Regions from separate parts of the Homo sapiens genome. Here region 2 is linked to region 1. A link is an interaction called in ENCODE POLR2A ChIA-PET data of the cell type or tissue named here. Cell type or tissue: Panc1. All regions are shown on one strand.

Region 1 (2,500 bases):
TCTTATTTCCTGAAGGGGTATAAAGGTCAACATGTTTTTACTGTTACATCCTACCCACTGCCCAGTAGTAAACACACAATACATATCTGTATGTGTTTCTTCCAGTGGTTTTAATTTTTCTGCATAAGATAGAATTACCAATCTTAAGGAAAACAGAGTACACAGGCACCAAATTCTGTGAACCTGAATAACAGATATTATGTAATTATTTTTTCTGTCAGTAGAAAAAGATGAGCTGTAGTAGTAGTAGTAGAAGCCTGGAAAGGCAGTAATGCTGACATTCTGGACTATTGCCTGTGTCCTCTCACCACTTTTTATCACTTCTGACTACGTCTTACTCCTAGAAAATCATAGCAAGTGGGATAGGTTGACTAAATGCATGGACTGGTTTCCATCTGAATTTATTGCTGCAAACTGAGCCCTTATCAATGTGTCATGCACCCTGGACAGACGATGATATATGTCATACAAATGTTTTCTTCCAGCCTGTGGCTTGTCTATTTGCTTTCAGAGGCTTTTAAAGTAATGCAATCCAATTTAATCCATTTTCTCTTTTATAGTTCATAATTTTTGTGTTTTCTTGAAGAAATCTTTGCTTAACCAAAGATTAGGTTTTATTTTAAGTTGTTGATTCTTTTTGAGTTAATTTTTAGATATGGTACAAAGTTGGAAATATTCTCCTTTGTCCACTGAATTACCTTGACACCCTGTTGAATTCCTGATGAAACTGGTAATTTTCTTTCTTGCTTTTTTTTTTCTTTTTTTTGCTGTTCCCCCCTTCCTTCCCCCTGAAATGGGTAATTTTCTAGGAAAATATAATTTGCCAAAGGAACTCAAGAAATAAAAATCCTATGTAGACTAGTGTTAAAATGTGATTAGGCCAGGGGTTTTGTGGACAATTTAATTCATGTTGATGAAGCAGATGATTGCAGTAGTCCCTCCTTATTTATGGGGGATATACCAAGACCAAGAATGCCAGTGGATCCCTGAAATCATGGATAATACTGAACCCCAATATGTACTGTTTTTTTCCTGTATATACATACATACATATGTACCTGTGATAAAGTTTGGATTATAAATTAGGCACAGTAAGAATTTAATAACAATAACTAATAATAAAATAGAACAAATAAGTAAAACAAAGATTACTTGAACACAAGCACTGCAATACCGCCACAGTTGATATGGCAACTGAGATGGCTGCTAAGTGATTAACAGGCAGTGAACACATACGGTGTGGATATGCTGGACAAGGTGATGGATGATTCACCCCTGGGCAGGACAGAGCAGGATGGCATGAGATTTCATCATGATACTCAGAGTGGCACATGATTTAAAACTTACAAGTTATTTATTTCTAGAAATTTTCCATATTATATCTTTGGACTGCAGTCAACCACAAGTAACTGAAACTGCAGAAAGTGAAACCACAGATAAGAGGGGACAGCTCTATAATGCTATATCAATCAGTATAGCAGAGAAAAAGAAAGTATACCTGTTTATTTTATAAAGTTGGCAAAATCTTGATAACTAAAAGCTGACAGTCTGGGCATAGTGGCTCATGCCTCTAATCTCAGTCCTTTGGGAGGCCCATACGGGAGGATTGCTTGAGCCCAGGAGTTCAAGAACAGCCTAGGCAACATTGGGAGACCCTACAAAAAAAAAAAAAAAAAAGACACAAGAATCTTTTAAAAAGTTAGCCAGGTATGGTGGCACACATCTATAGTCCCAGCTATTTGGGAGGCTCAGGTGGGAGGATTGCTTGAGTCCAGGAGGTCAAGGCTGCAGTGAAATGAGATTGTGCCACTGCACTCCAGCCTGGAGGACAGAGCACAGCCCTATCTCTAAATAAATAAATGCTGACAAAGATAGTAGAAAAATACATTTGTCCGGCTGGGTGTGGTGGCTCATGCCTATCCCAGCACATTGGGAAGCCAAGGCAGGCAGATCACATGAGGTCAGGAGTTTGAGACCACACTGCCCAACATGGCGAAAGCCTGACTCTACTAAAAATACAAAAAAAAAAAATAATAATAATAATAGCTGGGCGTGGTGGCAGGCAACTGTAACCCCAGCTACTTGGGAGGCTGAGGCAGGAGAAACATCTAAACCTGGGAGGCAGAGGTTGCAGTGACTCAAGATTGCGCCACTGCACTCTGGACTGGGTGACAGAGCAAGACTCCATCTCAAAAACAAAAAACAAAACAAAACAAACAAACAAATACATTTGTTCTATTCCACTTAATACAGCTGTAGAAAGTCTATATAAATTACATGTAGATTAAATCCAACAAATCATTATTTTTTCTTATTACAAAAACAATATATATTTCTTTGAGAAAAATGAGAAAATATGGCATAAAGGAGAAAATTTTAAGGCCAGGTGCAATGGCTCACACCTGTAATCTCAGGACTTTGGGAGGCTGAGGCAGTGGATCACCTGAGGTCAGGAGTTCGAGACCAGCCTGGCTAATATGGTGGAAACCTGTCTCTACTA
Region 2 (2,500 bases), 220 kb after region 1:
CCATTCCTATTTTTTGTTTAATTATTATTATTATTTTTTTGGAGATGGAGTCTCGCTCTGTCGCTCAGGCTGGAGTGCAGTGGCACAATCTCGGCTCACTGCAACCTCTGCCTCCTGGGTTCAAGTGATTCTCCTGCCTCAGCCTCCTGAGTAGCTGGGATTACAGGCGTCTGCCACCACATCCAGCTAATTTTTGTATTTTATTTTATTTTATTTTATTTTATTTTTTGAGACAGAGTCTCACTCTTGTCACCCAGGCTGGAGTGCAAAGGGGCAATCTCAGTTCACCACAACCTCCGCCTCTCAGGTTCAAAGGATTCTCCTGCCTCAGCCTCCCGAGTAGCTGTGATTACAGGCATGCATCACCACGCCCAGCTAATTTTGTATTTTTAGTAGAGATGGGGTTTCTCCATGTTGGTCAGGCTGGTCTCGAACTCCCAACCTCAGGTGATCCGCCCACCTCGGCCTCCCAAAGTGCTGGGATTACAGGCATAAGCCACCGCGCCCGGCCTAATTTTTTTTTTTTTTTTTGAGACAGAGTCTCACTCTGTCACCCAGGCTGGAGTGGCGCAATATCGGCTCACTGCAGCCTCTGCCTCCCGGGTTCCAGCGATTGTCCTGCCTTAGCCTCCCAGGTAGCCGGGATTATAAGCACACGCCACTATGTCCAGCTGATTTTTATATTTTTAGTAGAGACGGGGTTTTACCATGTTGGCCAGGCTGGTCTCGAACTCCTGACCTCAGGTGATCTGCCCACATCAGCCTCCCAAAGTGCTAGGATTACAGGCATGAGCCACCTCACCTGGCCTATTTTTTTTTTTTTTTTTTTTTTGAGACAGAGCCTTGCTCTGTCACCCGGGCTGCAGTGCAGTGGCACAATCTCTGCTCACTGCAAGCTCCACCTCCCGGGTTCACGCCATTCTCCTGCCTCAGCCTCCCAAGTAGCTGCGACTATAGGCGCCCGTGCCCAGCTAATTTTTTTTGTATTGTTAGTAGAGACGGGGTTTCACCGTGGTCTCGATCTCCTGACCTCGTGATCCGCCCACCTCGGCCTCCCAAAGTGCTGGGATTACCGGCGTGAGCCACCACGCCCGGCTGGCCTATTTTAATTTTTTAAGACAGAATCTTGCTCTATTGCCCAGGCTGGAGTGCAGTGGTGTGATCTCGGCTCACTGCAACTTCCACCTCCCACCTTCTGGGAGGCCGAGGCAGGCAGATCATCTGAGGTCAGGAGTTCGAGACAAGCCTGGCCAACATGGTGAAACCCGTCTCTACTAAAAATACAAAAATTAGCCAGGCATGGTGGCGCATGCCTGTAATCCCAGCTACATGGGAGGCTGAGGCAGGAGAATCGCTTGAACCCGGGAGGTGAAAGTTGGAGTGAGCCAAGATTGCACCACTGCTCTCCAGCCTGGGTAACAAGAGTGAAAGAGCGAAACTCCGTCTCACAAAAAAAAAAAAAAAGGTAATATGTCCTTTTGTCCTTTGTTCCTATCGGCTCTAATTATAATGCAATGATTTTCTGATCGGGTATTTTGAAGTCCTATTATAATAAGTCAACGCTAGAGCCACAAATGAAATGAAGTACATTTTGCAAGTATAGGTAAGGATGTTAACTCAGGAATAAATTATCATTAATTAAACCATCAAGTACTTTGAAGTGGTGACATGGGCATCGGTATGCTTTCCCTTATAAGTTGGTATAAGTTAGTTTTGATCATTTATATATAATAGGCGCTTGCAAATAGTACAGGCTAACCCTGGGGAAAAAATAGTAGTTTTAACTAAGCCCAATTCCCCCAAACATCTAGTTCATGATATAATTAACTGGAAAATCAATCAAATTTAAGCCCTTGTTTTTCAAATTACTTTTTTTTTTTTTCAGACAGAGTCTCATTCTGTTGTCCAGGCTGGAGTACAGTGACACAATCTCGGCTCATTGAACCTCCACCTCCAGGATTCAAGTGATTCTCTCCCACCTCAGCCTCCAGAGTAGCTGGGACTACAGGCATGTGCCACCATGCCCAGCTAATTTTTGTATGTTTAGTAGAGACGGGGTTTTGCCATGTTGGCCAGGCGGGTCTCGAACTCCTGATCTCAGGTGACCCGCCCGCCTTGGCCTCCCAAAGTGCTGGGATTACAGGTGTGAGCCATCATGCCCAGTCCAAATTAGTCTTTCTTGGCCTCCTAAATCTAAAATTAAATGTCTTTCTACATTGCAAGGAAAAGCTCTACAAAGTTCCCGTTTTTCTATCTTGAATAATCTATGCTTCTGTGAAAACAGAATTTAGTTCTCAAATGCCACAATACATAAGTACCCTAATATGTTATAGTCCTTGACATTTAGAGGAGCCTTAAGAAGGAGGAGATGCTTTCATTCAATTATATGTTTTGTATAACGATTACTTCTATTTTGCTGATGGACAAACTGAGAGGAATCCACTTAGAAGAGTAGAAAAAAGTTTTAGAGGCACATGTAACTGGGGTTGGGTCACTGTGT

The links. ChIA-PET counts read pairs that join two places held together with the same protein. Peaks named below come from ENCODE experiments on the same cell type or tissue, not always from the same donor. Only the 100,000 strongest peaks of a DNase experiment are listed, where the experiment ranks them.
Region 2: POLR2A ChIA-PET joins it to region 1 with 12 read pairs; 15 of 35 experiments call an interaction of 5 or more read pairs at or near these places.

Annotation. Positions count from the first base shown.
Region 1 is chr1:28,416,290-28,418,789 of GRCh38, forward strand. The region is part of intron 2 of PHACTR4 (phosphatase and actin regulator 4); the gene reads left to right. Among named protein-coding and RNA genes, the nearest start is that of PHACTR4, 48 kb to the left of the region's middle. RefSeq lists a silencer at 1,164-1,223. In Panc1, no CTCF peak of the experiment used is centred here; a DNase peak (open chromatin) is centred at 1,242; H3K27ac peaks cover 1,485 bases.
Region 2 is chr1:28,637,978-28,640,477 of GRCh38, forward strand. The region is part of intron 1 of TAF12 (TATA-box binding protein associated factor 12); the gene reads right to left. Among named protein-coding and RNA genes, the nearest start is that of TAF12, 3.8 kb to the right of the region's middle. In Panc1, no CTCF peak of the experiment used is centred here; no DNase peak of the experiment used is centred here.